Regions from separate parts of the Homo sapiens genome. Here region 2 is linked to region 1. Evidence: chromatin loops called from intact Hi-C (ENCODE). Cell type or tissue: Calu3. All regions are shown on one strand. Region 1 has its middle 200 kb from the start of PAPSS1. Region 2 overlaps PAPSS1 (3'-phosphoadenosine 5'-phosphosulfate synthase 1).

Region 1 (5,000 bases):
CTATTGCTACAGAATAAAGTCAATGTTCTTTAGCACAGAACACTCTCTAGCTCCTTACATGTCAGATTTATCAGCACCAAACTGCTTATTGCTCTTTGCATACACCCTGACAATTCATACCTATGTGCCTCTAAGTCTTAGTACATGCCGTTCCCTCTTCCTGGATCTCCCTCCTCTTCTCCCTGCTCTGCTGGTTATCTGTTTCCTCTCTCTCTCTCTCTCATCCGTCCCATAAAAAAATTACTTATATCCTGGGCTAATTCTTCTGCTTTTGTCTATTTCTCTTTCCTTGGTATCTCTTTCCTCCATTCGTAATGAAGAGCAGCAAAGTATTATCTCCGGCTGTATGAAGTTGTCTTTTAAAAATGGGTAATCTTTTTACTAAGTCAGTATTTGTCTTAGTCCATTTTGTGCGGCCATAGCAGAATACCACAGACATAAATTACCACAGGGTAATTTATAAAGAACAGAAATGTATTTCTTACAGTTCTAAAAGTTGGGAAGTCCAAGATCAAGGTGCCATCTTTTGGCAAGGGCCTTCTTGCTGCTAGGGGAAGAGTTCTCTGTCCTCAGGTGGTAGAAAGCAGAAGGGAAAGAGAGGCAACAGGGGCCAGTCTTGCATTTTTATAATGCCATTAATCCCACCCACAAGGGCAGAGCCTGTATGGTTTACTCACCTCTTGAAGATCTCAGCTCTTAATACTTTTACAATAGCAATTACATTTCAAAATGAGTTTGGGAAGGGACAAACATTCAAACATAGCCGTATCTGATAAAAAAAAAAGTGAGAAGAGTGACTTATAACTGTGACTTAACCCAATCCCCTCAAATTATCTTTGAATGGCCTTCTCTACCTGTCTTTGAATAAGCTTCTGATTTCTTTTAGAATTTTTTGAACCAAAACTGTTTTTGAAATTATCTAACACACAACCATCATTTCAAATATAAGGAAACAGTCTCAGGGAGGTTGACTTGGCCAAGATCACAAAATTAATCATGAAAAATCCCAGGTTTTCTGTCTTAGAAGAGTGGTCTCTCCTCTGTACTTTATAAGCCTAGTTGGATAACGGAGAGAAAAAGGAAAGCATTCTTGCTTTACATCCTGTTTCCCGTTTCCCTTTATGACAATCTATTTTTCCCCTTTGGCCTAAATTTGTGACATGAAGGTGTGTGCTTCTTCCTTTGAGAGGGAGCCAGGCATATCCCTCAGCTCTTCTCTTTTCCTCTAATCTTTCCCTTAGGCTACCTTTCTCTTGCTATGTCCCAAATTCATGTCTCTGCTCATAAGAAAAACATTACACACACTATCGTCTTTGTTAAACTCTGAAGTATATAATAATACCAGTACAGAAAGACAGAAATCATGTCCTTGTCATATGGATGGCATGTGTACTTTCATTGTCCATTATTAAAAATAAAGTTGCTTAAGCTTTTATTTGTATGTGTGTAGTAAATAAGACAACTTGACCCTTGGAGAAAACAGAAATGTAGATTCAGTGAAGAGTCAATATCGTGAATATACTTCCTTTCTTATTGAGGTAAAGCAGTAAAAGCATCTAACAAGGACCATATGTATGGACCAGAGCGCACAGACATGTAAATACATATGTGGCCTCTGCAAGAGGTACCGTAGGTAAAGGTCACAGAAAAGAAAGCAGCTTCACTGACATCAAGGAAATAGCAACTATTTACCGACGGCCAGGCATTTCAAATAATAGCATGGACTCCAGAACGACTTCAAAGGGAACTGGTCAGGAAATAGACAAGTAATGAATTTGAATACTTCTGAGATTCCGGAAATTTAAAAGCAGGGTCTTCAAATATATGCATTAAGGTAGATCATGAGCAATTATTTCATTTCTGGAAATTGCTCAAAGCCTTTTGTAGAAACAGACAACTAAGTCCATTTTCTGCCTTTGAATAATGCTACATACTATTAGAAACTTGGGGCAAATTTAAAGAAATTAATCCCGAAATCATGAAAAAAATGTATATCATGCTTAAAATATACATTCATTTTCTTTTCAAAGGTAGCATTTTTTTTTTTTTTTTTTTGAGACGGAGTCTAGCACTGTCATCCAGGCTGGAGTGCAATGGTGCGATCTCGGCTCACTGCAACCTCCAACCTCCAATCTCCTGGGTTCACACAATTCTCCTGTCTCAGCCTCCAGAGTAGCTGGGATTACAGGCACACACCACCACACCTGGCTAATTTTTTGTATTTTTAGTAGAGATGGGGTTTCACTATGTTGGCCAGACTGGTCTCTAACTCCTGACCACGTGATCTGCCTGCCTCGGCCTCCCAAAGTGCTGGGATTACATGAGCCACCATGCCTGGCCTAAAGGTAGCATTCTACAAATTACTTTCTGTAAGGTAAATGAAAAATGATTCTTGAAATGTTTTTAAACTGACTATATCATTTTAACTTTCAGAAGTGCATCTGATATTTTTGGTTTGTGTACGCTCTACTTCAGGAGGAATCTATAGGCTGGGAGCAGTCATTAATTTCAATGACTATATTGATTTTTTGATATATGTCATTAAATAATATAAAAACTAAGTAAAAAATGTTGTGGTGGGTACACAGCAAATAGATCTTCATTTTGCCATTCTTGATTTTTAGGGATCTTAGGGTCTTATATTTCTCATAAGTAAATCAAATTATTAAGACCTTTAAAGTATAATTATTCAAAGTAGTAAAAACAAAATAATTAGATTGTGGTTATGTCATTTTTTGGTCTTGGCATTTGGAAAAATCATTCCCAGGACTACTTATTTTTAAAAGAACACAAATGTTTCTATTCCAAATCCAAAAATATGGGCATAAGTCTTTCAGAAAATAAATCACTCAACTAGCACAATTTATAACCCAATATTTGGGAGTGGACTTCTGGTATAAAATTATATAAACTCTAGCTACCACTACTTTACAATTGTGCAAAACTGGATTTACTTTCCTTTAGGTACATCCTTGCCCAAAAAACCTCCCACAGGGAGGCAGTGTGGTCTAGAGAATGAAATACCCGTTTGTACTTTGAGTTTTGCCACTGTCTTCTGTATGATTACCTTCAAAATTTGTGTTATTTTAAAAAGTCTCCTTTAGTCATTCTCACCAAAAAGGCACCCTTTGCTTACATGTAAAACTCATCTATTTTGGTTAATCAGGTTAGTCTTTTAATTAAAGATATGCTTGCAGAAGAGATGAGGAAAAATTTTTTATCCATGCATTAACCAGTGCCTGGCAAAGCTTCAATAAGGAACACAGCATGTACTTGCATCCCAGGTGATACTTTGCCCCAAGCACCTTGTTACTTCTCAAATGTGTCATGGTTCCTTACATAACAGGCTTGTTAGAGATAGGTAAAGGAATTTTGGGCACTATTATTTGTTCGAACATATTCTTCTAAGCCTATTGAGTTGCAGACACTGTGCTAGATGCCAAGGACAAAGGGGTGGAAGACGGAGTCTGATTCAAGGAGTTCACAAAGTAAAAGGCCAGAAAAGACAACCTTGAGGAGAAGAACACAGCATATTAGGTCTACACTGGCACTGAGAAGGGGCTCTTGAAAAGGTGAGGAGAGGACAGAGTTTTCTGGAGCCATAAAACAAGCATACGTAATTACAGTTAGATAGGAATAAATGTCAAGAGATCTACTCTACAGCAAGGTGACTATAGTTAATGATGATCTTTTATACTCTTGAAAAATATAAAAAGAGTGGATTTTCTGTGCTTTCACCACAAAAATGATAACTATGTGAGGTAATACGTTTGTTAATGAGCTAGTTAACCATTCCACAGTGTATATATACTCCAAAATATCATGTTGTACATGATAAAAAATGTACAACATTATCTGTCAATTTAAAACAATTAAACTGTGCATGCAAAAGACACACAGAGCACTGTTTTCTGGGTGCTGCACACTTGGGAAATGTGTGTGGGTTAGTACTGATGCTGTGACAGGTGTTGACAGGGAACTGGCAGGAAATTAGTTTAAACCTTTTGCAAGGATAATAGTCATCAAAAGATTTTAAGCAAGAGCAGGGTATGATTATATTTGAGTTTTTGAATAGCTCTGCCTGCTGAAACCAAGCTAAGAGGAGGGGAGAGAGCTGAGAGGTTACTACATAAATCCATGTGAAAACTAGTAACAGCCACAACTATGGTACTGGAAGTAAGGATATAGAAAAAGGATATATTCACAAATACTTTTGAGGCAGAATCTCAAATGTCTCATAACTAGTTGAGTATGTGGTCAAGTAAGAGTGAGGAGTACAGGGTGATTCTTCAGATTCTGGTGTCAGTGGTGGGGTGGCATTATGCCATCCAAGGCATAAAGTAGGTATCTGTAAAAGGAGGCATTATGTGTGGTTGATAAATGATGGTGAACTAAGTCTGAGGTGTTTGGAGCTCTAGAAATGCTCAATGAGGCCAGGCACGGTGGCTCAAGCCTGTAATCCCAGCACTTTGGGAGGCTGAGGCGGGCGGATCACGAGGTCAGGAGATCAAGACCATCCTGGCTAACATGGTGAAACCCCGTCTCTACTAAAAATACAAAAAATTAGCCAGGCATGGTGGCAGGTGCCTGTAGTCCCAGCTACTCGGGAGGCGGAGGCAGGAGAATGGCATGAACCTGGGAGGTGGAGCTTGCAGTGAGCTGAGATTGCGTCACTGCACTCCAGCCTGGGCGACAGAGTGAGACTCTGTCTCAAAAAAAAAACAAAAAACAAATAACAAAACAGAAATGCTCAATGAATGTTCACTCTTTTCTCCTGTTTCCTGACCCCCCGCCCTAGAATATTTGTAGTTGTCTAGTAGGCATTAAATATGTGATTCTGGAAATAGGTCTGTAATTAGTCAACATTTAGATGATTGTTTCAGCTACTAGATGGATACAATTTCCAATGGAAATGTATGTATAATTTAAAAAGAGGACACAAAGGAGTTAACTCTGGAGCAAGTCAACATAAAAAAAAGCTGTGTAATTATTAAAATGTT
Region 2 (5,000 bases), 150 kb before region 1:
TTTTTGTTTGATCTCTGATATCATCTGGTATCCAGTGATTCAATTTAATTTTGACCCTAGCTATGTGGAGTTAGTTCAGACCTCACAGGTTAAGGGCTCACTCCTATACACTGCCCTGTTTTAGACGCCAGCCCAAATGGGGTGCCCAGGCTACCCACTTTCTTGCCTGGCTGATTATAAATCCAAGGTTTCCCACCTCCCTACCCTGTCCCCACACCAGGTTTGATCATTGGCTAGGACAACTCACAGAACTCAGTAAAGTGCTTTATTTGCTACTTCCAGTTTCTTATAGACTCAGTAACAGCCAGATGGAAGAGATGTGCAGGGAAGGGGTGGCAGAGCTTCCGTGCTTTCTCTATGAACTTCAACCCCCAGCCCCCAGTACCTCCGTGTGCTCACCAACTGGGAAGCTCTCTGAACCCCATCATTTAGAAGTTTTTATGTAGGCTTTACGTCGCACATTTGATTAAATCATTGGCCATTGGTGATTGAACTCAATCTCTCTAATGCCTTTCTGCTCCCCAGAGGTCAGGGGAGTAGAGTGAGGCTGAAAGTTGCAACCCTGTGATGGTGACTTGGACTTTCTGGTCCCAGTTCCCATCATGAAGCTGTCTAGGAGCCCTTCAGCCAAGAGTCCTCTCCTCAGCACTCCAAAGGCACATTGATCACTTAGGGGATTTCAAGGGTGTTAGGAGCTCTGTGCCAAGAACTGAGGACAAAGACCAAACACTGTATGTATTTCCAATTGTATACCAGTTTTTATTAGAGAGAAGAAAGTACTATGGTCTGGGACTTCCCAGAGAATGAAGGTGTTTGAAAAGCACTGTCTTCATGGAAAAATAGTGGTAAGTAGAGTTTGCTTTTATCTGTTCCTCTGTATTCCTTTGGAGAGACTCTTCTGAAGTGAATTGTACCTGGAATTGTTTAATGGTCTTCAGTAAGATACAGTATTTATTTCATTGTCCAAGAAAAATGTTTTTAGTATGCTGTACAACGGGTAATATAGGATGATGGGTCCTTTGGTTACCATGGGTACTTTACATAAAGTTAAGAATTCTCTGTCATTTTCTGGGTTGCCTTCTCTTTCACTGTGGCTATGTAATATAATCAGGATAGATAAAGTGGTCATTCATATAAAGACTGCATTTCTTAGCGTTTTCTCACAGCATCTTCATTTTCTTTGTTTGGTATGTATTTAAGAAAATAGAAAACACTAACAAATCAGGATTTTTTTATTTTCCTAGACCCTAAATTGGTCACTAGATGGCCTGCTAGTATTGCATTTTAACTTGGCTTGTTATGACATAAGGAAGTAGACTTCTTGCTGCTGGTTTTAATCTAAAGTGATATTTTAAATACTGTTTTAAAATCTACCAGGAACTCTAGATTTACTAGTGCTATAAATTATTTAAAGGTTTGTCTTTTTAAGAAATGGTGGTTTAGTGCTCTAAATGGGTTTTATGCTACACATAAAAGCCAGACTTTGCAGCTCAGTTTTAAAGTGTTGCCGGAATGTCGTTTGGTGTTCATGCTTTGGATGCATGTAGTTTAGATAACAGAAATTTAATAGTTACATAAAAATATGAATGTGCCCTTGTGTTCAAATCTGTTGAGCAGATTTGGCTCAAGAAAAAAGTACAGAAAGTATTTAAAGGAAAACTTAAAATGTGGAATCATTGTATTAACATGTTCAGAGTTCTTTAGGAAGATTAAAATGAGAGGCGAGAGCTACCACTTTCATGTAGCGCATGTTGTTTGCCCTGCCTGCCAGTGTCCAGGTAAAAACAAAAACAGTTGTCTGTTTTTGGATACAACATATGTTAGATGTTAGACTGTCAAAGTCAAACAACGTTCTGGGTACCCCGTGTTACATTTTAAAATTAAATTAATACTTATAAATTTATAATATCTCTAGACTTACAGGTTACGGAATTCACCTCTCATTAATAGTAGAGTGTGGGTCATTTACTGATCCCCTGCTCAGGAGGACTCCTAGGGCCTCCCTGAGCCCCCTTTACCCTTCAGTGCTGGGTGACTGGAGCCTTTCAGATTGGAGGTGAGATGTCCAGGTGTGTGCAGACTTTTTCCTGGCCTGGCTTGTGATCTCTTTGTGTTTTAAAGGACATTTCATGAAGCAAAGGGTTTTATATGTACAAATTGAAGAAGAGCACGTTGTTTCTAATAGCTGTGTCTGTGGAAATCCTAATGAATCCCAAATAAAGTGGATAGCTCATGTGGCAGGGACCAACTTTCTGTTGTCCAGATATCTTGTGTCACTTTGAGGTGGTTTTGCTCCTTTCAGATGTTTAGTAGTGGTTTTGGAAACTGAGATTTGTCACTGGAATGTGCTAGAAGCTGGCAGCATCTGCATGTTTAAGATTCTTTTTATATTCCTGTAAGAGACTGAGTCCTTTTGTCTTTACACATAGAATCTGTGTATAACTCATTTCCACAGACTGAGCAGATGCTCCCAGTTCCTCTTGATTCATGCTATTTTTGCATTAATTCCCAAAACATTCACTCTCTGTATCTTTTTTAGAAGAGAAAAACAGTAGCAACCTTTCGAATGTTTATTTTGGCATTGGTTAGGTATCAGAAGAATTTTGTATTGAAGTTGTGAGGCTAAAATCCATTTAAAAATATTGTTGGGTGTGAATTTTGAAGAGGGAAGAGTTTTATGAAATGCTTCTAATGAAAAAGTTATTTTGACTCAAAAACAAAATATGAAAAAATTTCCCTTCTTGAAAAGAAAGTGGTTATAGCCTTTGTTAATACATGTAAAGTAGCACATTGATAAAATTATGCTCAATTATGAATAACTTTATTAGTGCACAAAATATTTCAGTAATTTGATGGGGCTTACAGTATAGATATTGCCCTTTACATGTTCAAACTAGTTACCTTGGAGACAGATTTGATCACAAATTATTTGTACAGTTTTTTTTTTTTAACTTGGGGATATGGTTGGAAGGAAATGGTAGACATCATCTATAGAAACATTCGTTAGTGCAGAGTTCTTATTTGGACCATCTCTTCAGAGGAAGCAGAGATGCACCTGAGTGTGCCCTCAGTGTTGTGGGGTCTCCAGGGTGGAGGGAAGAGAACAGTCCCAGCCCTGTGCCTGGAGCATTGCAGTGGACTGTGCACACTGCTCCTGGTCTTCAGTCTTTGTGAGCTGAACTAGGGATGCTGGATTAGGAAACCAGCTAAACATGCCTTGTTGTAGCCAGTAAAAATCAGAAGATGTGTCTGCTGCATGCTTTCTTCTGCTTCTCTAGGATTGTGACAATTTTCAGCAGTAAACCTGGGGGAGAGTAGTCAAGCCCCATCACAGCATACAAAAAGATATCCCATCCTTACAATAATATACATTTCAGAGATGGCAAAGAAAGCTTTATATAGAGTTTTTCTTACCATTGAAGTTGAGAATGAGATTCTTCTCTTCTCTGGAGTCCTTTGTCATTTGTTCCCAGACTGCATATCCTGCTAAGGGATCCTCAGCATTGGAAATGGAGGCTCATGATTTATTCACAGTGGCAGGGTTTGGAACAGTTGGTTGCAAATTGCTTACTTGTCTTTAATAGAACTATTTAGGCTCAACTGAAATGCTGAATATCTTTTATTTTTCTCTAGAACCTTACCAACGCATTGGAAGATCACATGCTGACTAAAAACTTGGGAATTATGTTTAATAAAATCATGAAAATAAGAAAAATTTGTGTGACAAAATACTTAATACCTTAGTTTTCAATACTTCTCAACTATATGACCTTGGAAGATATAGTCTAATTTCTTGGACTTCAATTCGCTCATCTATGAAATGGGAAATAATTAAAGTGCCTGCCTCAGGATTGTGCAGAGGATTCTATGAGTTGATACATGCAGAGTGCTTAAACAGTTCCTGGCATGTAGCAAGCATACTCTAATTACTGAGTATTCTTTTTATGTTAAGTCCATTGAAAGACAGTATTGCAGGGATTTGGGTCAAGTTGTTGACCTCTCTTAGGCCTCGATTTCCTCTGTAAAGAAGGGATAGCAGTAGTTTCTTCTGCCTTCATTAGTAGGACTGTGTGAAGATTAATGGACTAAAATTCACATGAAGCTCTTAGAACAATGAGTGGTGTTATAGTCAGTTCTCACTAATATTATCCTCCACTCTTCAGGTACTTTAAGTCACTAGTTTGTCAAAACAGCCCTGTAACATATATGTGTGTATCTTTTTTGTACTTTTTTTTAAACAACTGGGGAGACACGTTGTAAGATGCTCAAGATTGCACTGTTAGAATTGGAACTCAGATCTTAAATATAAAAAGACTTTGCCCTCTTTTTTTACTTCATATTCTTAGTGATAAGAACATTGGAAATAACTGACCTATAGACTCCTGTTGCTTTTTGTATCTCGTTGGTTTTGAAGATGTTATGCCCCTAAAGCTTTGTGATTATGTAAATATTTAATTTTAAGTGTCTCGTGAAAGTGTATCATACTCTTCCTCACAGAAGTCCTAATGAGTGCCTGACTTTTTGTGTAACTTGTTATGTTTAGTGTTTTCTCCCCCTAGCATAGAAGATTTCAATTCTTTACTTTGTAGCTGCAAAGAATCTGTATGCCTCAAGGCATCTTTGGAGGCTTTACATATCGAAGAAGCTAATTGAACATACAAAATGTATGTGTAGTTCACTTAATGCACATCGTATTGTCCTTCCAGGAAAAATTGACTCTGAACTTTTATTTTCTACTTGATGAAGTAATAGGCTTTGCACAGACTGCTAAACTATCATTTGTCGTGTAATGTACCTATGGATGGAGACCAGATCAAAGGGAAGACAGAAAAATGACAGTGATAACCATATCTGGGATACAGGGTGATTTGGTTTTCTCATAAAGAGAATCTCCCAGATTCTTTTTACTGCTATTTTATAATTTAAAATACATATATTAAAATAATTCTGGAGTTGGAAGATAAGCTATATCTCATGCTAGATTTAAGGAAGAGTCCTTT

What was found. A loop is a pair of places that touch in the nucleus more often than their neighbours do. Peaks named below come from ENCODE experiments on the same cell type or tissue, not always from the same donor. Only the 100,000 strongest peaks of a DNase experiment are listed, where the experiment ranks them.
Region 2: it touches region 1 in a loop (2.0-fold over the local background); 3 of 110 quality-filtered maps call a loop at or near these places.

Annotation. Positions count from the first base shown.
Region 1 is chr4:107,517,236-107,522,235 of GRCh38, reverse strand. No RefSeq gene overlaps it. Among named protein-coding and RNA genes, the nearest start is that of PAPSS1, 200 kb to the left of the region's middle. In Calu3, no CTCF peak of the experiment used is centred here; a DNase peak (open chromatin) is centred at 2,995.
Region 2 is chr4:107,662,610-107,667,609 of GRCh38, reverse strand. All of the region lies in intron 5 of PAPSS1 (3'-phosphoadenosine 5'-phosphosulfate synthase 1), which reads left to right. Among named protein-coding and RNA genes, the nearest start is that of PAPSS1, 55 kb to the left of the region's middle. In Calu3, no CTCF peak of the experiment used is centred here; no DNase peak of the experiment used is centred here.